Linked DNA regions of Mus musculus: all the other regions are linked to region 2. The links are chromatin loops, found by intact Hi-C in ENCODE. Cell type or tissue: left cerebral cortex. All regions are shown on one strand.

Region 1 (8,000 bases), 54 kb after region 2:
TGGTCTTTGGAGTTCATGAATGCTCTCTGGGCACAATACTTGGTTTTCTTTAAAGTTTTCTTATAATACCACTTTGAATTTTCTGCTAAATATATTAACTTAAAGGCATTTCTAGGCAGTTTCTGATGATTGGTTCTCATGGGTCATATGCTCTTATTTCTTTCACGAGTCATGACTTTCTGTTGAATATTAGACATTCTAGATAATATATTGTAGCAAGTCTAGGTTCTGGCCTTTCCCTCTCTTTAGGCAATTTGGTTGTTGTTTGCTTGTTTTATGGCTCCCCTGCACTATATGGTATGCAGCTGCAACATCTGTGCTCTGCAGTTTTTTTCTCCTGATTTTATTTGTAAGTCTCAATTTCTGGCAGTTGCCCTGTGTCTATATCGAGTAGTGATCAGCCAAACGCTGGGCATAAGCTCTGCTGAAACACCTGGAACCAGTAAGGCTTCTAGCTCCACCCGAAGAATCTGTGCAAGAAGGGAAGCATACAGAAGGTTCAGGTTGCCCTGGCTTGTTTCCTGCTGGACTCTCTCATGTCTCATCTGTACACACTGAGAGCTGAGAAGACATGGGCTTTCTTGGAAGTCAACTGCAGTGTATACAGCCTCCAAAGTATATGGAGTCTTCCCCCTTCTGGTGGTTGGAATTTTCTGTTAAATCCTTGACTCCTACAGACTCTGCTGCTCCCTCAAATGAAATCCACTTCTTTTGGCCCTGGAGCCACAGGCCGTCTCTGCTGATTATGAAGCGCATTGTTAGCTAGCAAATGTATCTTCTCTGACAGAAGGGACAGAGCCAGCGGCTTTCACAGCCTTCCCTGCTCTCCTGGGCTCACAGAGCTAGACAATGAAAGTAGAAGCAGCCCTGACAAAGCTCATACTGTTCTCTTGTAGGGTTTCCTCAACTGTCTGTCTGCCTTTGATTGAATTGCAGAGTACTATGATTCCTAATTTTCTATTTGTTAACCAGCCCTTCCATTTCGAGAGTTCAAAATCTCTATAAATTTCAAGTTTAATGATTTGGATTGTATTATATAAATGATCTTAATTCTAAAAATTATACTACCTATTGGTTTGTCTATTTAGTGTGTGAATGTATATGACAGGACAACTTGGGATTCTACCACCAGTGAATCCCAGGAATTGAACTCAGATCATCAATATTGGCTCCAGATGTCTTAGTCACTAAGCCATCTTACTGATCCACATAAGTGATTTAATATCTCATGTGTATTATTTACAATTGAGGCCCCATATACTTAGTCGTTATTGAGGGAAGTCTAATTTTCATTGCATAAAAATATCTAGGGTCTGCTACTTAAATGAAATAGTATTTTAGTGGAAAGATACTTGTAGGATCAAGTAGAAAATATCAACCCTAAATTTTCCCTTGAAATATCAGTTGGAAAGTGAAGCAGATCAAAGAGCCTCGTTTATTTCAAAACTCTTCGCTCTGCAGCCTGTGCCAGCACATGGCTGTTACAATGAAAGAGTCCTTTGTTAGGTTAATCCCATGCTTATAAGACACTGGAGCTAGTGTAAATGTGCTTATTTTATATAAGAACTTGTATGAATTGTACAATGCCAATGTAACTTACAGATTTAAAAGTTTATTGGCATTTCTGTTATGTATATAGTATATACTATTATATATTAGAATGTATATTATAGTATAGAGATTTAGAAAGGAATTTCAGTTTATTAGTAGAAGTTGAAATTCATTTATCAAATTGGCATGTTTACTTTTTTTAAAAAAATGAAAGCATTCTTTAAAACGTGAAGCACAATTTTGTTAAAATTCTAATTCCAAGTTTTCAAATAGGATTTGAATATTTATAATATACATGAATATTGTAATGTATGCAGATTATAGTATTAAATGCCAAATAGTTTGGCATTGCAGTTTTCCAACTAAAAATAAGTTGTTATCTATAGAAATCAAATATTCATGTATCTCTAACACTTGCATTGATTTGTGTGTGTGTGTACTACAAAATACTATTCTTGCTAAAGAAAATATTACCCAGTTTGTAAATTAAGATATAAAGTTATGTCCAAATAGCTCATGTTGGAGATATCACTATCCACAGAGTCAAAACAACAATATTAAGAGGACTTTTCGGCCTGTAGGCACCCCTCTGTGAGAACACAGATTACTCTTTCTCCCTTTATAGTGTTGAAGAAACAAATTTGTTGAATGTGAGAACTTGAAACCACTTGGTGACTTTTCCAATGGAAAGTCAAAACCAAAATGAACAGCTCTGTCTTGGTGATTCTGGTTGCTGAATTCAAGTCATCCTGGCTGTGGAGAGCTTCCAAGTCAGAGAGGCATAGAGGGCAGCAGTGGAAGGAAGGCCTGTCTCTTAGACCGTTCCTCCAGTGGGCGGGGTTCTTTTTAAATTTGATTCTGAGCCACCTCACATTTGGTCATCAGGTCTCATTCGTGTGGCTCTTGGTGTTTGCTGGCCAGCTTTCACCTGCCGTATGCCCCACCTTTTAACCAGGTGCCGCTCTTAGTGTCAGTCGTTCCGAGGAGGGACTACAGAGGAGAAGACCTCCTTTCTTAGTTAAGTAAGTTAGTGTTTGCGTGCAGGAACAAGTCCTGTGAGATGCTGGACCTAGGTCTGGCAGTCTACTTCTCTACCTCAGCAACCCTTCAGTAGTCCTGGGATCTTTGAAATGTATAAAGTTTAAGAATGGCTTTATAACTTTATTTTTGCCTGTCAAATCCATATACACAGAGCAAAACAAAGCATCTGGTTATTATCTAGTGTTCCTAGACCATTGCAAGGTCAAGGAGGAACTATGTCGACTGTTACCACATCCGGAGTGTACTTGACCGAAATCTGTATGGAAGCAAAATTGGCAACATAGGAAAGAAAGAAGTACTAAGGGTCCTCGTGGGGGAGGGATTGGAGGGGGCTTTTTCTAATCTGACAAGAGTTAGGATAAAGAAAGATACCTCTCCCTCATTAATTTCTTTGGACTTTTTGGGCAAGTTACTGATGAAATCATAAAATTAAAACCAAAGCTTTATTAACTACACATGCTCTTATTTCTTACTTCGGTTATCCTAATATTTGGTGCCTTAGATCTGAAGGTATTTGAGACAATACTAGAGCTACTGATTTGATTGACTTTAGGTAATACTCAGTATGTATCATTAGTCTGAAGAGCATTGCCCATTGATTTCCAGCCAGGGGTGGTTTTACCTATGAGGACAATGGCTGTATATTAGACAGTTTTGGCTAGTACAACTGGAGGGAGCCTATTCTTGGCAGCTAGCAGTTGGGATGCTATTAAACAAACCTACACTCTGTAGTCTATTACAGCAAAGGTCCAGCACAAGATGCTACTAATACCAAACTGAGAGCCCTTGGCCTCATCAAATCAATTCCATTTAAAAGAGCAATGTATTTGTAAGAATTGTGTTTCTGTCTTTGCTGTTCCTATCAATATCTCAATTTTTTTCCTTTTTACCATTTCATGTTTACATTGGCTTTGAATAGTCGTAGTTGTAGACCTTTAGTCTCTATAAGGTATGGTACAAGTATAATCTCTTCATATTAAGTAAGTGAAAAAAATAGCACAATCAGAAAATTATATAAGCAAATAAGTGAAACTAAAGTATTAGACACGGGTAAGTGTAAGCTTGACATGATACCAACAATAACCGTTAGCTCGTTGACCTTCATACTGTCCTTGGGTATTAGCTTCTACCATAATGGCTAGCGTATTAACTACACTTGTCTCTGTGTTCTGTAAATAAGTGTATCAGAGGAAACTAGTGGGGTGCTCCATGCCTATAATCTCTCCTACCTTGGAGGCCATTGGAGGATTGTAAATTTGAGGGCAGTGTGGGCAATTTAGCAAGACACTGGAGACGTGTGAAACAGAAAGGGAGGAGGGAGGGGAGGAGATATGTATTAGTCATCTGAAATGAGACAGTAAAATATTACTAGAGGATAACTGTTGTCACTCAACGATTTTCAAAGTAAATATAAAATATGGTGAAGTGCACTGGATCCAGGACAAGAGGTCTGTGTGATTCCTTTTCCTGCTTTAAAAAAAAAATGGTCTTAGATTTATTTTTACTTTATATTTATGTGGTGTGTGCGTGTGTGCCAAGTGTGTGCAGTGTCTGTGGAAGCCAGAAGAGGGTGTTGGATCCCCTAGGGCTGGCTTTGCAGGCATTTGTAAGCTGCTGTGTGAGTCCTCTCTGAGAGCAGTATGTGCCCCTTCTTACTCTTTTCAGCTTTTAAAACAGCTACATGTTTGTCATTATTTGATTAAGACAAAACTACATGTTTGCCATTTCTTTTAAGTCTGATAAACACTTAGTTCTTGTAGATTGTTTGTAGATTGATCCTGTTTCATTTTGACAAGTCAAAACAAAAAGATCATTCCTCAATTTTTTAATATTCAGATGAGGTATAGAATGCAGATGGTTGTGGGCGTTGGGAAGTGCTTGTGAGCTTCACTGCCCTCCTGGCAGGACTACTGGAGAATACCTTCCATTAAACTAGACTGCAAAGCTGGGCATTGCTTTCACATGCTAATGGGTAGATTTAAATTTGTATCTTTTTAAATCTGTTGCCTAGTACTAAAATAAATCTGGGACCCAGCAGCTCACAATAGTTAATAGCCTTTATAAATGGGTCCCCAGACACCTGTTCTTTTACTGCTAATGAGACCCTATTGTGTGTGCAGGAATAGTGGAGTTCCTGTTGATTCTCTGTCCTAGCACATCTCCCTGTCTCCTGTGTGCATATTTAAATGACATTAAGAAATGCTGTTTCCTCTTGTTTTCTGTCATCTCCAGAGTTCTGCCAGACACACTTATTCTCTGTAATAGGTTGTTTGTTCCTAAATGCATTAGGGTTCGTATTCTTTCCCTTTTTCCGGGTTTTGAATTTTTTAAAGAACCAAACCTCAATCACATTATTTTGTGAGGGCTTAATATAACATGATGTTGGCAGAATAGCACCAGATCTACAAAGAGCCAAGTGGAGTTTCTGAAGGAACAAATAAATGGCTGGTGGACACTCCAGTAGCCTGTAGAACTGCAAGAAAACAAACAATAGAGAAGCCATTTCCGTGCTGTAATACAGTCATGCCTTATCCTCCGATGTCGATTATCACACCTGTTTGCAAATCATTTTGTTTACTTTTTCTGAACCAAGCAAACAAGGTACTTGTAAGTCAAGATGAACGTGGATAAAGATTGTTGCAGTCCATCAGACAAGAGCTCCTTTCCTGTGGGGCAGACTGCGAGGCTGCTGCATGCACTTGTATTCTTCAGAGGACAGTGCACCCATATGCTTTTCCCATGTGCTTGAACGTGTGCTGCAAAAGAAATGTGCCAGCTGTCCTGTTGCTATGAAGCATACCTGTCACCTTAACGGGAAGAAGAGTTTGCAAGTGCACGGCCTTAGGTGACAACATCAGGTTGCCTCAAGAACCATATTGCAGTGTGAGAATGGCTTCAGGAAGGTTTTATATACTTACTTACAGAAGAATAACAACAAAATAATTTATCAGGGTGCTTTTCAGATACACCAGTAGAAACGCCAGGCAGGCAATTTATAGCAAAGCAGGCCGTCTGTCCTCTGATTGAGTAAACACAACCAGCTGAGGAAACAGTGAGACGGCCACATGTGGGGAGAACAGTTAGGTCCAGGCGCCCTGTGTGGGCTAGGTCCCCAGCTAAGGACCCCACCACTGTCTCTTGCTACAGGTTTCAGATGTTATCTGATAAAATTCTTGGCTTTTAGCATGGTGAAAACTTGTGATTTGTTAAACATTCCTACCCCCAAAAGGTTTACCTGATATTCACAAAGATGTTAGGTTAGATGCAAAAGTAGGCAGTGAATGACTCTTAAATAAGCTGAATATAGCCCAAGATAGCTTGGATCTGGATCTGTGCTGTGTGACACAAGCCTGAGAAACGTGAACAGTATCTACTCACTCTAGATAAGGAACTAGTGACAGACCACATGTAGGACACGACCAAAGTCCAATTGGTGGACCTGGGAGTTCCATCAGGGTTGCTTACAGGAGGATGGCTGAGGGGTACTTATGGAAACAGAAATGACTCAGTCACCTGCATCACCAGAGCCCCCCCCCTCCCCCCGCAGCACCAGCTCAAGGCACACTAAGCCTTGAGCAAACTGAATTGTGCTTGCAGGTGGCAGGCAGTGTTGGAGAGTTCCCTTCCCTGGTGGCTTAGTTGGTTTGAGCACTGGGGGTGGGGTCTGTCTGGTCAGTTTCTGGGACTTCTCAAGCCTTTCAATTGTTACTTCCTGACTCCAGGACCGCTGCAGGATTGACTGTTTCACTTTGCTTTAGAGCAGTGGTTCTACCCCCACAGGAGGTTGCATATCAGATATTTACATTATGATCCTTAGCAAAATTACACTTATTGAAGTAGCAACAAAAATAATAATACACTTGGGGTATCACCACAACATGAGAGACAGTGCTAAAGGGTAACAGCATTCGGAAGGTTGGGGACCTTGCCTTAGAACACCCTGTATCTTAAGACCCTTCCAAGTTAGAAGGTTTCATCTCAGATGGAACTGCTACACGAAAACCTGCAGCATCCACACTCACAGATTCTAATCTCAGTGAGCCTTATGGACTTCAGCATCACAGATGTGACTTGGGGGCTGGGCTGGGATAGGAGGGACAGTGCACCTCAGTTCATACTTCCAACACCTGAATTATGCAGGTCCCCCTGTGAGACAAATGGTAAGTCACACTGCTGACTGTTTCAGAGTTCTTCAGAACGGAATCTCTGCTAAGTGCACTGGAAACACAGAAGGCATTTGTTTTGTTCACCGTGGAGGAACTTATTTTAAGTTCTTACTAATGATATTCTGACAGGTAGACAATGCTGTTTGGAATAATTCATGGGAAAAGGTCTTCATACCTTAGTTTTACACTTTGTTGAACTCCCCTAATGAAGACGTTTCTATGACGGGAGAGTGAGCACAGCCACACAGTCTTTCTTTGCTTTAGTTGGGTGCCTTCTGGAATGAAAGCAGGAACACCAAGGTGCATGTCCTGTAGGTGCTGCTGTGACATTAATTCCTCATTGGGGTAAAGGGAGGCGAATCACAGTCTCTTTAAAACTGACTGTATATTAGAATCATATTTGTGGAACTTTACCCCCCCCCCCACTTTCACCCCAGTGCCGACTCTCTACTCCTTTTTAAAGGAGAGATCTTGTTTTCCCATTGGATCATAGTATCATCTTACACTGCCCAGTTTCACCCCTTTGGTAAATGTGCATCCCCTTTCCTACCCCCGCCATGACTTGTCCTGTACAGTGAAATATCTCACTTCTAATAAACTAATTATAGTGTAAGAGAAACAGAAAGAATTTATAAATGAAAACAACAGGCAAACTTAGGGGCAGACATGAATTTAGGAATTTATAGGGTACAAATTGAGAACAAATACCATTTACCAAATACTCCTTTGTAAGTGTGATACGAATGATCATTTTATATAATTAAAACTAGCAGTATTGTTCCAGCTGTTCTTAATGTAAACATTCTTCAATCCAGCTTGGAAAATGCATGGCAATACCTATAGGATGATCGTAGTAAGAAGGTTTCTGAACCCATTGGATTGACCTCTGTAGGTTCAGGATACTTACTCCTACTGAGTTGCTAATGCACACTGGAATGGCTACTCCACCTTTATTGGCAGACTAATCACATTCATAATTTCTTGGCTGTCTTTAGTTTGCTAGCAAGTTACCACAGTGGAACAGCACCTGTGTTCCTGAAAGCCATTACTGTGTCCATGGACTGGAGATTGATTCTAAATAACAATATTGCTTTACACCTTTCTGGGGTGTGGTTAAGGGAACTGCATTACTTCCTTGTTTGTTCTCTGAGACGCCGTGGCAGAGGAGCATCGTTACAGACATGCACTACTCTTGTTTCAATCCATTCTTGCTTCTCATCAGATTCACATTTGTGGTTATCT
Region 2 (8,000 bases):
CGTATACATTTGCAGCTATTTGGGACATGCAGATGCCTCATTTTCTGTCCCCCCACCACAACCCCCTGATCCCTGAGGTGGGGGATACTCCTCCGCCTAGCGCATTTTTATACGCTGGAGGTGTGAGGAGCCAAAGCCCCGAGATGGAAACCTGGAGCAGCCAGAGCTACAAGCTGCTTATTAATATGTGCTCTCTTCTCACCTCGGGTGGCAATCCTGAAGTCTATTCTACGTGGCCCGAGGCCTCACCGCCTGTGGTGGTGACTAATTCAAGAACACTCTCATACTGCCTTTCCTTGTCTCACTTTCCCTAGTCATCCTGAGATCACCGTCCAAAATCAACGGCCCAAAGAGTAGGCCCTTGTCTCAGGTTCAGTTTTCAAGGGACTGAGCCAGGATAAAAGACCACTGAGCAGAATTTACACAGGGAAGCAGGATAAACACTCAATTCTTTTACTCATTGCCGAAGTTGCATCTAGTTATAAAGGCGTGAGCTCATGTGTAGTCAATGAATTTCAATCAGTTATAGGTCTTACTACTTTTTGATGGTCACATTGTTCCCTCATCAACCCTTATGTTGGTGTCTTTGGATCTTTGTCCTGTCTCACTAGTCTTTTAGACTTAAATGGCTTCCTTGATTTCTGAGACAAGACATCCATTACATACATTGGTATGTGTGTGTGTGTGTGTGTGTGTGTGTGTGTGTGTGTGTGTGTGTGCGCGTGCGCGCGACTATTCTCCAAAGCACCTTCCTAGTTTTTATAGAAAGCAGTGTATCAAAAGTACAACACAATGCTAAAGATTATTATACTATACAACTGGTACACAAAGCAAAATCTTTTGTTTTTTTTTTCAATAAATACATTTTTTTTGTTTTTTTTTTTTGTTTTGTTTTGTTTTTTGAGACAGGGTTTCTCTGTGTAGCCCTGGGTGTCCTGGAACTCACTCTGTAGACCAGGCTGGCCTTGAACTCAGAAATCCACCTGCCTCTGCCTCCAGAGAGCTGGGATTAAAGGCGTGCGCCACCACGCCCGGTTAATAAATACATTTTATTACTACATAAGAAACATTTTTGAAAAAAGTCATGAACTTATTATTTCTAACTCAACTTGAGTATTATATGGATTTTACTTACTCTGAAAGATCCACATACCTAACAACTCTCTGCATATAACATGTAGGATTAGAAAGTAATAGCATCTACATTTCTATGAGCCATAAGAATGAAGTTAAAGATCTTTTTGTAGCTCTGTTCTTCCAGGGAACATATTCTACGGACGGCGTATGATGAAAATATCATTTTTTAAAAGTCATTAGTTATTTGCTTGGTATGGTTATGACATGGCAACTTAATATGTAGTTACATCATTTGCTTCTGTGAATTTTCAAATTCTAGGAATTAGATTTTTCTTCTGTATTTAAAATTATTTAGAATACATAACATGTATACATGATTTGAAAACCAAATCTACATAGCCAAGGATTATAGAATAGTTACCAGTCTCCTTGCTGATCTCTGTTCCTTCCTGTTCAGAATACATGCCAAAATACATTCACAGTCTTATCTATTTCACAAAAAAATGTGTTATACTACTCTGTACTTTGCATTTTTAATTTGATGTATATCCTGAAAGATACAGGGGTGATCCTCTTTCGTCCAGTTGTGCTCGAGTGCCCACTTTGAGGTCTGGATTATTTTCTATTAAAATCAATACAGCAATGAACAACCTTTTGCTTTAGTTACTTTGCCTTTTGGAATAGGTTCCTAGAGTTGATATTTCTGGGTCATAATGCAAATGTGTATACAATACTGTGATTATCTAACTGCTGTGTGCTACTTTGCATTCTTAGTGGTATTAGATGTCCTTACTCCTCACAGCCTGTCACTTGAAATTCAGACATCTCTTTAGCTATAAAGATTGAAGGATATATATATATATATATATATATATATATATATATATAAATCAGGAGGACTAAAGAACAAATATCATTTTAATTTTCCAAAACTGATTACCACTAGATACAATGCAACCTTTTAACTGTTAAGTATAAAGGAAAGTGCTGGTTATTTAAAGTAAATGGGAGCAGAAGTCCCATGAATAATCAAAAACGTGGCTAACAGACCAAGACCAGAGAATAATGCACTTGGCTTTTGTGAAGAAATTAAAGTACATACTGTGAATTTTCATTAAAGCAAATGTGTGAAAAGTTACTCTTAAGGTACCATGATCTTGAAGAAGCAGCCTCAGATGCTCGATATATTACACTCAGTCTCTCTCTTTCTCTGGATTTTTCTGACTTCCTTCTCCTTGGACAACCCAGCTTAGGTCTTAGAACTCTTTAGAATGATAAAATATTTCACCTTTTACATTTATTTTTACATAGTAGTATACTTGGATTTTATTGCTAGGAATCTTACATAGGAACTCCCTTATGGGGAGACTGTTTTTAAATATAATTCACCTTTAATTAATATGCTGTTTTATCTATGGAGCCCTCACTCTGGAGCCCTGGCTAGCCTAGAACTGGCTATGTAGACCAGGCTGCTCTTGAACCTAGAGATCCTTCTGCCTCTGCCTCCTGAGTGCTTGTAAGCACCACCATTCCTGGCTCAAAAACAGAATCTTTAAATCACAGGAGACTTGGCACTCAAAGGGAGTTTGCCGCTAAACCTTCTGTGGCTAAAAGCATCTTGTGTGAACAATTTCTCTTTGTTTTTCTAGTTCATTTACATAATGTGAGCTTAAAAAATACCAACTATGAATTTTGAAAGCTCACATGAATTTTAAAAACCATTCCTGAGTGTAAAATGTAGGTAACAAGTCGTTTATTATTTTTATATTACTGATCTTAATGTTACTTTTTTCTTCCCAAGGGATTGAATTTAAGGTTTTGTAATTTTTAATTTTTTTATGATTAACAAGGACTTCAACACTTGTTTTGTCTAATTAGAAAGGGCAAGATGCTAGACGTGCTTGAATAGGTGGCACCCGAAGAGCAGAGTGGCCCTCTGGCCCTCGTCTGTAATCCCAGGACTTGAGAGGTGGATGGGGTCAAGAAGTTACAGGTCAGTTTGCTACACAGTAAGAAGTCTCAGGCCACTGTGGCCTAGGGGAAAAAAAAAACGTTCCATCCAACACTGAAAGCGTCGTCACACTGACAATTTTACTTTAGCAATGAGAAAGAATTTTTGGTAACATATTACTTAATGTTGTGGTTAAGAGTATGTATTCAAATAACCAAATTGTTAGGTCGGGTATGTGGTTCCGAAGTAGAGCACTAGCCTAGCATTACTGCATGAGGCCTGGCCTCTATCCCTAGTACCCAAAGGAGAGGAGAAAAAAAGATACCAGATCCTCTAGGTTCACATTTTGCTTAATGTGACCATAACAACTTACAATTTGGCTGTGCCTCATTCCGTTCCCCCCCATCCCCCCTAAAATCCGGGGAATAGTATTATCTTTAAAACTCAACAAAAGATTAAGTGAGCTAATATGTGAAATGCACTCATGCCAGTGAATTTTCAGTCCCGGAGCAAGCGACGTTTCATTCCATTCTCACAGCATCCTTATTTTCTGGATTTTTCACAGAAATCCTGGCACTTCGGCCAGGAAGCTGAGGGAAGCAGGGCTCAGCCTCACCGATCCACTTGCGTTCCAGCTCTGGGGGGGCCGCGGAGGAGACGTCGTCGCCCAGCTAGCGGGGCCGCCCTCCCGGGTCCGCGGCCCCCACCAAGGGCCTAAGGCGCCCAGGAGCAAAAGGCTTCCGGACGAGCCTGCGCCACGGGCCTACGATCTCGCCGCGGACCCACGATACAGACATTTATTTACATAAGCTTCACTCTGCGTTGGGCCGGGAGAAACGCTGCAGAGACCCCGAGAGCGCCTAGATCCAGGGCTAGCGGGGTGCCAAAGGGCGGACACCGACGTCCTGGGGCACAGGCTCCCTTCCATCTCTCGCCTTCCGGTCATCACTGAGGGTCCGCCCCTTAGTGGGGAGGTCCCAGCTGTGCCGTAAAGTAAAGAGCACTCTTTGCCGCTCATCAGCCCGCCCCTATCTTTACGGCAGGCCGCATTTCATGCCTCCAACATGGCGCCCCCCATGTAGGCACTGGCTGTGGTTACCAGCGCAGGTATCCAGTGCAGTTCTGAGCAGCCGCTGGGGTTACGCCAGTCTGCGCTGCAGAAGCAGCAAACGTTATTCCTGGTTACGGCTCCAGAAAGCCATACTTCTCTGAGGGTTTGGAATCGCCGTCTCCTGTTAGATTCTGAAAGTTTCTCCTCAGCCCTTGTTTGCTTCCCGTGTCATTTCTGGCCACCTTCCTCAGGTCCCCGACCCTCTCAGACTCAAAACTATGAGCCTCCGGCAGCTGCTGTTGCGCTTGTCCGGTTACCTCGGGGCTTCAGGTCCCCCCAGTCGCCACTGGTGGTACTTCAGATCCCTCGACAGCATCTCCTCGGCGGGCTCCTGGCGCGGGCGCTCCTCCAGGTCACCGGCCCATTGGAACCAGGTGGTGTCCGAGGCGGAGAAGATCGTGGGCTACCCCGCATCCTTCATGAGCCTGCGCTGCCTGCTGAGCGACGAGCTCAGCAATATCGCCATGCAGGTGCGGAAGCTGGTGGGGACGGGACACCCTCTGCTTACCACTGCCAGGTGAGCGACCCATGGTAACTCTGGGTCTGGCCAGTTCCTTGATTCTAACTTTCTTTTGAACTTTTAAGGTATTCTTTGGTGTCCCTTTAACATTCTTCTACTTGGCCCAGGATAAATGGTTTTCGTAAAAGAAAAACTTGAACGTGTTTTACAGTTTCTCTTCACTTTTAGAGATGCAGATGCTTCATGGCTTGTCAAGGTATCAGAGATGTATACTTATTTAGTCACAGTCAAGAAGTGGTATTTTAAAAATGGAATAGAGCCGGGCAATGGTGGTGCATGCCTTTAATCCCAGAGCTTGGGAGGCAAAGGCAGTGCGATCTCTGAGTTCAAGGCCAGCCTGGTCTACAGAGCAAGTTAAGCTGTTTACCTACAGAAAGATTAAGACAAGAGAGACAGGCAGAATAGACAGCTCCGGGCAGTGGTGGCGCACGCCTTTAATCCCAGCACTTGGGAGGCAGAGGCAGGCGGATTTCTGAGTTCGAGGACAGCCAGGGCTACACAGAGAAACCCTGTTTCAAAAAACAAACAAACAAAAAAACCCCCAAATATCCAGGTATTGGACTATCTAGATTGAAGTCAGTTTCCTCTGACGCTTTTACCACTTAATGCCAGACTAGTGTTAAACTTGTCACTAGGGTTTAAAAAAAAATTTATCACTTAAAAAACAACTCATACCTCATGTTTCGTAGTTTATTTCAAGCACACAGAAAAGTTATGAGAATAAAACTAGTACAAAGAGGATTAGGGGAGATGTCTTTGCCAAAGTACTTGTTGAACAAGTCCTACAACCTGGTTTGGATCGCCAGCAACAAAAGTGGAGGTTTTTCATACCAGTACTGAGGATGTGAAAACTGGAGATCTCTGCAGTGTGATGGACATTTCGTCTAGCTAAACCAGCAAATTCAGTGCTAAACAAGAAACTCCTTCTCAAACTCAAAAGTGAAAAAGCAAACAAGAGCTGGACAAAAAGATGGCAGGTGGGCTTATGAATGTTCAAAACCACTAGCCATAGGAGAATTGCAGATTTACATTACTATGAGATCTGTCACAAAGTTAAGAGGAATGAAATACAGATTTACAGAAGGACATCCTGGTGAAGAAACAGAAAAACTAAATTTGGCATGTATGTAAATCAGTATGGCCAATCTGGAAAATGGAAATTTCTTATAAGATTAAATTAAATAAGATTAAATTATACATCTTACCATCATACTCATAAACATTTATCCTAAAGAAATAATTAAAAAAAAAACACCTTGTCTATATCAGAATCTATACAGGGGTGTTTATAGTGTTGAAAGTTGGCTGTAAATTTGCCAAAGTCTTGACAGCAAAATGTTGATAATTAAGAGAATGATACTCAGCGTGGGTATTTGGGATAGCCCCAACCTGACCAACTCAAACGTCATTTATTGGTCAATGGTTGATCAAACTGTGATATATCCATAACCATAAAGCTCTATTTGGTGGAGCTGAAGAGATGTCTCAGTCATTAAATTGCCTACTGTGCAAGCTTGAGGGCCTGAGTTTAGATTCCAAGTACTGACAAAAAAGCTGGTTGCCAAGAAAGTGTGTGCAAGTGGGTTTTGTAGCCCAAGTATTAGGGTGCAATGTGGAAACAGGCTGTGCCTTTGAGCCCATTGGCCAGCCAGCCTACATAATTAATGAGTTCAATGAGAGACCTTGTCTCAAAATATAAGATGGAGCAAGATAAAGAAAATACTCTTGCCTCACATGTATACACACTTGTTAAAACCTGCATGTGTTCTCTCAAATACAAATGCAATTTGATTTTTTTTTTAAAAAAATTGATATCACTGTGTACACCTGAATGAGTCCTAAAGGGGTTATGCAAAGTGAAGAGTTTTTATCCTCCCCAAAATTAGGAGTTAACATGTGACTCGGCCATTCTTCCTCTAAGTATATTTCTAAAAGACTTGAAAACAGAGTCTCAGATAGTTATATATTTATGTTTCTAGTATTGTTTCCAATAGGCAGAAGGTAGAAGCTGATCATGTGTTCATTGGTGGGTAAATCTATTAATGAAATGTAGTATATGCATACATTGGAATGTATGTATTCAAATAACCAAATTGTTAGGTTGGGTATGTGGTTCCGAAGTAGAGCAAGGTGCATAGATCAGTTAAGGATGAATTTCTGCTCCTTGTTTGAGCAGGTGAAAGGCACCTGTCTTTTTTATGAGTCAGCTTGATTAATAACCAAATTGTAATAAATCTTCATTCATGCCATATGAAAGGATGGCGTGATGAATTTTAAGAACTCTGTTGCCAACAAGACTCATTGGCTATGTATAGTTGAAGTTCTAGCTAGAGACATTTTTATGTTTCAGCCAGTTTCAGGTTTGTTCCCATATAGAGGGATCAGCAAATTATGTTACCTGTCCTATTTGGTCTTCTTGACTTTTTTCCTTCCTGACTGCAGCCAAGGTCTTCAGGGGGGTCTCCCTCTATCAAGTCTGATCCTTATTACTTTGGAAGGAGTCTAAAACCTTTTTTTTTTTTTCTTGTTAACACAAATACAGAGCCCTTCTCCCAAAATACCTTTTCTTTGTTCCAGCAACCTGAAGTATAAAATCTAAAGTATAGACTGATTCAATTTTGCAGGCTCTTTTTTATTTAGATCTGCTCTACTTTGACCTCTGTCATAGAGTATTTAATACAATTATAATCACTGAAATTATAACTACCTTCATGTTGACAATTAAAACAATTTAAAATAATTAAGATAATTATTTTTATTTATTAAGATACCTCCATATACAGTTGTTTCAATTGTGGTAAGCTAGCCTCTGGGCAAGAAATGTACTATCTATAGACAAAATGCTGTTTGCAGGATAATTTACTGCTAAGCATTGCCAAGATAGGGTAAGCTAGTCCTTCATAATTCCTGATTCATCTGGGGTCTGTCAGATGTTCTGGGCCAGAAGGCTGAAGATAGATACTCCAGTGTTATAAGGAACATTAGGGACTGTCCAGACAGTAAGCTATCTCTGTCATTTCTATGATTTTTAGAAGCTTCATCCCTATGCTTCCTGCATACCTAAATAATATTTATTCCTTTTCAAAGCTCAGATGGTGTTGAAGACTAGATAGTTATAGTCTCACAACTAAACTTATGTTGTTTAGCATCAAGGAAGGTATTCTAGATTTTAAAAAGTTGGGTTTCAGATATAATACAAGTAAAAATCAAAGATAAGTGAGGTGCAGAATTGTAAACTCATTAATTAGTATAGATGATAAAATACTTTATCTAAATGGCCAAATAAAATGGACTGGACATTATAAATGTATATCATACCTTACAATTTTCATAATTGTTGT
Region 3 (8,000 bases), 49 kb before region 2:
CTCTTTCAGGAAAACATTCAATAATTTCATTAGTTAGAGAAAGCAAGTGTGGCCAATATCTCAGTCCTGAAGAGGAAGTTTTAGACCTCAGGAATATAGTTTATGTCCCACCTTCTCATTTTTCTAATCTAACACCTTATTCTTTTAAAAAAAAAAAAAAGAAGTGTAAAGCCTTCTTAAGTCAAACAGACATTTCCTCGGACATCAAGATGCAAAGAGTCTGGCCTTTCTCTGAAAGTCCCTGTTTAGAGAACCACTGTGCTCACTAATATTTAATCTTCACTGAGGCCCTGTTTTGGACTTTCCTTAGAACTCCGTTCCCTCTTCGTTCCTATAAGTCTGTCTGTCTTTCACAGAAGAAAAGCAGGGCTTGGCTCCTTGGAGCGGTGCTTGGCAGGCCGCGAGGCAGGAAACACAGAAGGGAATGAGTCTGTCAGACTCATTTTCTTCTATTGCAAATGCTTATTTCAGATTCGGGAGGAAGTGGAGGGCTCCTTTTCCATTTCCTAGTATCTGGAGCCTACAAGCTGTATAAGGCTTAGAGAGCGGTATTATACCACGCACCATACCCATCCAGTCACCAATGGAGACTCATAAAAATCCCATCCTACCAGAGCAGAAGGCTTAACTCTCAGAGCCCTCGTACCATCTCTTAAGGTCGGTCCAGTCGTAATGAGTAACTGGGAGAAATGCTCAGCAGTATTCCAACCCTGCTCCCAAGGGGCTAGGGTTATGCCCCACTTACCTTAGTCCTTAGCCCTGCCAGAGGCTCCAGCTCAGCCTGATATAATGTGTTAAAGGTCTCCAGTAGAGGTTGGTCCCAAATCCACTTACTAAGATCCTGAGGCATACTGCAACTGGCCCCAGAATGGTGTTTCCCAAGCTAAGCCTTAAGATATACCTATTTTGGACATAAGTTCATTTCAGCCTTAAGCACAGGGGCTTTTCCAGGCCATCCCCTGATTTCTATCCCTTTCTTTTATAACATCAAGTCATTCAACTCCGCAGCTTCCTTTCCTGTCCCAGCAATTAACATTTCTAAAGCCCAACAGAGACCATCAGAGAACCAACCAGAAATTTTCCTACTAATCCTAACAGATGTGAACCCCTCAAACTGTGGGAGACAAGACCGAAGTATAATTTTAGCCACAGATTAGTTATTGATGATATTTGTAGAGAGAAACCTTCAGCAAAAGTGAGATCTTGTGGCATTTCACACAAATAGCCCTATAGTTGAGTACTTGATAAAGAAGCCAAACATTGTAAGTAAATTAAGGATAATGGGAGGTCTCCAGGTCAGAGTGCCCACCCAACCTGAGCACATTAGATTGGTCAAAGTTTTAAAAGATAAAAATTTGACTCATTATCTCTATTTATAGTTTAGAAATTTTTGAATTGTGTTATTGTTTGGGACCTGCTGAGCACAGTTTACTGAGGTTTATATGCACAAATACATATCTTGACTATATATATATATGTGTGCGTGTGTGTGTGTGTGTGTGTACACACACATATACCTATGTGTATATATATTATATATGTATATATATTATATATATATATAATTTGTACATTCATTAATACATAGCTTTTATATGGTATCTACCACGTTCTGGGAAAATTCCTGAGCTAATTAACTCTTCCATATGTTGGAATTTCTCTGTGTTGACTTCCATGAACTATGACACATGTAAGGAACAGCCTATCAGAGTTACATTGACTTAGATAGAATCCCCATAGTCATTTTAGAAGCCCAAAGTAAGCAAGCTATACAACTTTTTGATTGCTAGCTCAGTTTTTAACATCTTCTTTACTTCTTTACTATGCCTATTAAGTAAGGCGTCGTAATTATAATTATAAGTATAACGAAGTCCCTAGCAGAAGAATTTGCTCAGTTCTTCTTTAAGCCAGGAAAAATCAGCATCCAGAGAAGAAAAGATAAAGAAAAACCACAAAGCTCACAGTAAGACAAACATTCCAGCTGGGAGGATATTTCCCCTGAAGGACACCAGAGCCAAGCTATGCCAAGTCGTGTACTTTTCACACACAAAATTATATTGTATCACATTTTAAATTTGTTACAACTGCCATGTCCATTAAACCAGTGATAAGGAAAACGTAACTCTATCTGATCTAGTGAAACAGCAGCCAGCATTAGCCCACAGCCTCGTGAAGACCACCCCCACTGCCATCACTGGTGTCAGCGAAACCTCATCGAGGTTGGCTTCTCCAGCCATTTTTAGCTAACTATGTGATTGTCACGATTAGAAAAATCTTGAAGTGTCTGAGTGAGGCAGTTCTGCCGGCCGCTCCCGACACTCTGCATTTGCTGCACTTAAAATAGACACTTGTACCAGTGTCCTTTCTATTACCCAAAGGAGAAAAAAAAATCACATACACACCAGTCCCTTTTCTTTCAGCTCACAGAGAAGCAACTCAATCCAAGGAGTGTTGAAACCTGAGTAGGTCACTGTACACCGCGATAAAATTCCCTAATCCCTGGGCCAAATCTCCCCGAGGGGGGCCTCCTCCTGATCTCCACTTCCCAGGCTGACTTTTCCATTCCTCTCTCCTTTCCCCTTTCATTTCCCCTACCTTCAAGCCTTGATATGTGATCCGAAGTGGGGGCTCAGGTTTCCGTTTTTACAGCTTAGGCCCCGCTAGCTGTATACATTCCTTTCTTTCTGCTGGGCAGTGATTACTTACCAGGGCTTAGTTTACACTGGTCCAGATGAAGGCAAATACAGCCCGGCAGCCCCAGCGGCACTGATATGAAGTTGTACAAGGCTACATTGTGTTCTGGATGACATTTTGTTGCACACATTTTATACAGGGCAACCAACTTATTATGTTACCCTACACTTCAGTTCAGGAAGCTGAAGGGATAATAATACCAGGAGGGGTGGGGTGGAAGTTGTTGATGTGGCTATTAATATTAAAATCAGGAAAAATATTCATGAGTTCAAAGTAAGTCTGTGATTTTGAGAAGCTACTTTAAACAAAGATTTTTTTATGATGTTTTATTAGAAGAATGCCTAGAGATTCATCAGACACCCTGGCATGGTATACATGGATATGACTGAAAAAATTTTGCCAGACCCTTTCATTTTGTTCCAAACCAGAGAGAAAAATGCCACAATTCAATTATGTGCTAGAAAAAAAAAGAAAGAAAAAAGAAAAAGAAAAAAAAATCTTTTAATGCCACAGAATGAAAGAAGGATTGAGGCTTCAAATAGTAGAAGGCAATTTAGAGAAAGAAAAATAACATTTTTAAAAAGAGGAAGTTCTGTGCATCCAGGTTAATCCCATACTCAGTCCTGCAGCATGGGCTAAAAACTGTAATTTTTCCCCTTCACACAATGTTGTTTTTGTTTCTTCCTCGCTAGTTCAGACAAACATCTGTTATACTGTAGAAGGACAACTATCTCCCAAACCACGGAGTGCCTGCAGCCAAAGCCAACAGCACCAGCCCCAAGCATTGAGCACAGTCAGCCTTTATATCCAGCCGGGATAACATTTCACATGTTTTGATTAAAATTAGCTAATTTGTAATTCTAGAACCTATGAAACTTAAAAGCTGCCATCCATATAGAGGGCATTAGGCAGCATCTTAAAGGGCCAGAGCTAGCTGTGGTTGCCTGGTGGCCTTCTCTGGTCGTCCCCCACTCTCCATTTAAAAACGACACGGAAAAGTAATGTAGAAACGCAAGACAGGAGGGAGGGGCCAGAACTGCAGAACACACTCTGCCTCTTGAAGAGAAAACAACTTTTACAGATCTCTTTCTTTTCTTTTTCTTTTATAAACTGTCTATCATTAGAATCAATAGTGGTTTCTGTTACAGGGAATGGTATTAATTTCCAAGGCAAAGCTTCCTAACTTTCCCAGACGGATAACTCCTGCTTCCAGACACTAAATTCTTCACCACCACCACCTCCTCCCAAAATAAAAGCCCTACTTCCAAAGCGTGGAATACAAGTAAAACTCCCGGGAGAGAGGCAAAGCTAGGAACATACACCTAGTTTCACAAACACCTAAGATGTGTGTCTGTTTGCCCCTTCTAAACGTGGGCTTTCTCGCAGCACCCTCACCAAATACGCTTGCTATAACCAAGAAGATGCCCAAGCCGCAATAACAGTGAATTAGTCCCATACCATTTTAACCAGTTTGCCTTTCAAATACAAACTTAACCAAAGCTGACCAAGTCACCTGACTGTATTGAAGATTCCATGCAGACAGAAGTGGAGAACGCCAAGAAACGCGAAAAACAAGCCTTACATATTTTAATATCATAGAAACAAATCTATGTACGTAAAGTGATTTCTTTTTCAAATCAAGAAACTCATAATGCACACACAAGATAAAATCCTCGCCAGGCAAAACACACAACTTTGAGGAAAATAAAGAAGTGGGGGTGACAGAAGAGTCCAGGCTGAGCCGTGTTCTTGGGTTTCTACGCGAACAGCTGGAGCGCCAGGAGGCTGCGCTCGCCACCTCTGGAGCACCGCTGGCCTGGCAGGGCGCCCGGCCTCGCAGAGAGGACTCGGGGCTGGCCTTCGCGAACAATGGGCAGGCGGCAGCGGAGGCCGCCCCTCAGACAGCTGGCTTTCAGCCGGGCTTGCCGGGTCTGCTAACTGGAAAGTGAGGCGTGCAGAGGCGAGCGGGAGACCCGGGGCAGAAGCAGAGAGGAGCGGCCGGGGACGGCGAGGCGAGCCCGCTGGCTGCAGCGTCCCTGACCCGCGCCGCTCCGGCCCAAGCCTCCGCCACTGACAGCTACACCGCCGCAGCCGGCGAGTTGGAGCAAAGCGGGATCACCGAGCCTGGGGATGGACCGGGAAGAGGGGTGGAATCCAGGTATCCCGGGTGCCCCGGTCCGGCAGCTCTTAACTTTGGAGGGGTCCGGAGATTCATTTCCGAAAAAGGGAGAAATACTACACCGACCATCAGGAAAGCCACTGCACCATGCTCACTCGCCACTGGGGTTCAGTGCCCTCGCCCGGCAACATCTGTACCAGTCTAGGGTTTGTGAGGTTAAATAGTATCCCCCCCCCCTCGCCCCCATCAAATCTGAGGTTGGCAGACTTCGGAGATGCAGCCCATGAGTTGGCCTCGGTTTTGCACCTGGAGGGGGAGCTGAGGCGTCCCAGGGACCCAGCAGAAACTGACAAGCGCGCCCCTGTCCCCCCCCCCCCCCCCCGCAGCCTACACAACAGCCCGAAGGGAGCGGACGGAATAAAGAGCTCGGTCTCCCCGGCCTCCGAGTCCGAAAATACCTTCATCTCCTCGTTGATCTCCCTCTTCACAGGGTGAGCGGGTTTCCGGCTTCTTTTATTTTCCGGAGGTCTCCCTTCTTTCTCCATTTCTGCCATGTTTTTGTGTCTGGTTTCTGTGGAGATGAAATGGCTGCTGCCGCCGCCGGCGGTGGTGGTGGTGGCGGTGGCGGTGGCGGAGGTGGAGGTGGTGCTGATGGTGGCAACGCTGGCGGAGGTAGCGGTGCTAGCGGGTCCGGGGCTGGGGGTGGGGGTGGAACAGGCGAGGGAGGAGCGGGGTCTCTTCTAGCGGCGGAGACCGTCAGTGGCCGTCACGGGGAAGGGTAGCCCGGGGAGTCTCGGGGATGCCGCCGCCGCCGCTCCTACCGTCGCCGCCGCCGCTCCTGCTGCCGCCGCTGCCGGTGCCGCCGCCGCCGCTCCCGCTCCCGCCGCCGCCGGGCTGCATCCTCGGGGCCCGAAGGAGTCGTCAGCCATCTTCCTGAGCTCTGTCTGTCCGCATGGGCGAGAGGAGCGCCGGCCACGGCGGAGACAGCTGCTCTGGGCGTGCGTGCGTGGATCTGTGTGTGCGCCCGGGAGAGCGCGCCAGCCCCGGCGCCCAGCGCCTCCCGCGAGCCGAGCCGCGGGCGGAGGGAGGGACTGAGCGGGGAGGGGTCCGAGGGAGGGGAGGCTGGGGGTGGGGGGGACAAGGCCAGCCCCCCGCTCGCGAGCGGGCGTGGCTTCCCGGTCGTTGTAGACGCGGATGCTGCGCGGCTCCGGGGGCTGCTGGCGGCCGCCTGCTCCTGGGCGGCGGGCACCGGCCCTACTCGGAGCCGCCACCTCCCCGCGACGACCCCTCCTGCTCCCGAGCTCCGTGACGTGGGCTCCGGTGGGCTCAGAGTTGGCTTCTGAGGATGACCTAGAGGCCGCTGAGGCAAAACATAGCGGGGTGAAGGGTGGAGGTGGAGCGCTGAAAGGGCGCAGGGACCTGAAGGCAGAGCGAGAACTCGGCTCCGGGGTTGCAGCGCCCGGGAGCGGAGGGAAACACAGACCGGACCCACCGCTCAGGCACCAGTGTCCTGCTCCGAAGACTACGGCAGGCTGTGTGGAGGCTGAATGTCGCTTAGAGGGGTCTCCAGCACAGCGCGCCGTCAGACTGTTTGCCAGGAAGCTTTTGCCTTCCTGAGAAGGACTTCGAAGTAGGACAACTCAGCCTCCAGCTCCCTGATTTTCTTTCTCTTTCTGTCTCCCTTCCCCCTCTGCCCCAAACGCAAGCTTATGCTCTGTTACAAAGTAGCATCTTTACCCGGTGACCCGGCTTGCACCCTCACCGTGCCCTGTGCTTAATGGGAAGGGTTGGGCTTAGTGGGTACTGTTGTGCGCTCAGGATCCCTCCCCCCAGAAGCCCCACGCCCTCGCCACGCACGACAGGACCCTCTCCTCTCCATCAGGTTCCACACTCTTCCACCAGACTCGCATCTGCTGGTTCCAAAGCCCAGCTCATCCTCCATGCGCTCACGTGTTTCCTCTTGGGCCGCCTCTGTCCACGCCCTGGACCAAGGTCGGCTGCGCCTGTCCCTGTCTTTTGGGTTGAGGTATCAGCGTGAACCGTTTGATGAGGCTCCAGAGACAACACACAGCTCTGAAAATCTCCTACACACACTGCAAAGGAACGACACCTAGACGTTCCCAGTTCAGCTTTCCCGCGCCGCTCCACTTTGTAATTACCTGACACAATGTGATATGGGGGTGTCCATTGTTCCCCGGCTTGTTATTACGGAGTGTTCATTATGACAGTGGTGGAATTTAAAATTACACATTTTTAAGTCCTTAAGAGATAGAATGAATTCGGTGTGGGGGTATGAGTAAGCTTTTCATTAAAATCTCAGTTCGGCCTATCAAGTGGGGTTCATTCTGAGTGTTGCCTTGCCTAATTTGCATTTTAGCATGGTTTTGTCTCTTTAAGCATAGAATTACAGATATCTGGGAGCGTACTCTGCAGGGCTGAACAACCCTATGAGGCCTGTTTTTGCATTTTAGCATAATGTGTTTCGTACAAATATTTGGGAGGGTACCCTGGAAAGCATCTTCTCTTTCGTGTGCTGGGGGTGCGAGGGAAAGTACCTGTGTACCCGAAGCCATGCAGAAGGCCTGTGGGAACTTCTAAAAGCCAGCTTTTGCCTTTTAGGGGTCATAGTGAAAAGCCAGGGGGTCGTGTCAAGGATTTAAGAAAAGGGGTAGATGAAAACCAAGGAGATGTGCATCCAGCTTCAGAGCCCCAAGTCCTCTGGCTGGGTCATATGTATTTGCAGAAGACGTTGGTAAACCTCCAGCGACCCAGTAGTTAAGGAGGCTGAGAGAAGCCCGGACTCCTCCCCATCACTAAGGAATGTGATCCTTATATATGGTTACACCATTCATAGTATGTATGGTTACACTATATATAGAGGGTGTCTCCATCATCCTATTGTTGGTAGGCTTGTTTTTTTCTGTTCTGTCCTCTTGGTGTTTAGCTAAAAAAAAAAAAAAAAAAAAAAAAAAAAAGTGGTAGGAAAACTTTTTCCCCCTTACTTTGTAAAACTACAGACTCATGTTGTAAAATAAACTATGCAATAAGAAGCCTTTGTCTCTTGGAAACATTTACATCTTCTCTGTTTCCTTTGGGGCCAGAGCTGTCACAATTGACTCACTGTTGTTCAGCTGATATCAAGTAACAAGTTGTATACCCCCCTGTCTTAGATACAGTTTCACAAGTT

The links. Peaks named below come from ENCODE experiments on the same cell type or tissue, not always from the same donor. Only the 100,000 strongest peaks of a DNase experiment are listed, where the experiment ranks them.
Region 1: a loop joins it to region 2, with 2.3 times the contacts of the local background. A loop is called at or near these places in 3 of 42 quality-filtered maps.
Region 3: it touches region 2 in a loop (2.2-fold over the local background); 11 of 42 quality-filtered maps call a loop at or near these places.

The regions. Positions count from the first base shown.
Region 1 is chr10:43,271,793-43,279,792 of GRCm38, forward strand. All of the region lies in intron 1 of Pdss2 (prenyl (solanesyl) diphosphate synthase, subunit 2), which reads left to right. Among named protein-coding and RNA genes, the nearest start is that of Pdss2, 54 kb to the left of the region's middle. In left cerebral cortex, CTCF peaks have their summits at 633 (motif pointing left) and 4,125 (motif pointing right); DNase peaks (open chromatin) are centred at 726, 4,143 and 4,522; H3K27ac peaks cover 439 bases.
Region 2 is chr10:43,217,405-43,225,404 of GRCm38, forward strand. It overlaps Pdss2 (prenyl (solanesyl) diphosphate synthase, subunit 2), which reads left to right and starts at 4,082. Exons shown (of 8, transcript NM_027772.2): 1 at 4,082-4,656. The coding sequence starts at 4,358. In left cerebral cortex, a CTCF peak has its summit at 4,118; DNase peaks (open chromatin) are centred at 2,627, 3,350 and 4,035; H3K4me3 peaks cover 2,014 bases; H3K27ac peaks cover 1,740 bases.
Region 3 is chr10:43,168,705-43,176,704 of GRCm38, forward strand. Sobp (sine oculis binding protein) reads right to left here and starts at 5,826. Exons shown (of 7, transcript NM_175407.3): 1 at 5,272-5,826. The coding sequence starts at 5,367. It overlaps Gm51799 (a long non-coding RNA gene), which reads left to right. Exons shown (of 3, transcript XR_003949000.1): 3 at 1-975. It overlaps 9030612E09Rik (RIKEN cDNA 9030612E09 gene), which reads left to right and starts at 5,995. Exons shown (of 1, transcript NR_102361.1): 1 at 5,995-7,861. In left cerebral cortex, CTCF peaks have their summits at 4,959 and 6,984; DNase peaks (open chromatin) are centred at 457, 2,350, 2,627, 3,613 and 8 more places; H3K4me3 peaks cover 5,501 bases; H3K27ac peaks cover 3,997 bases.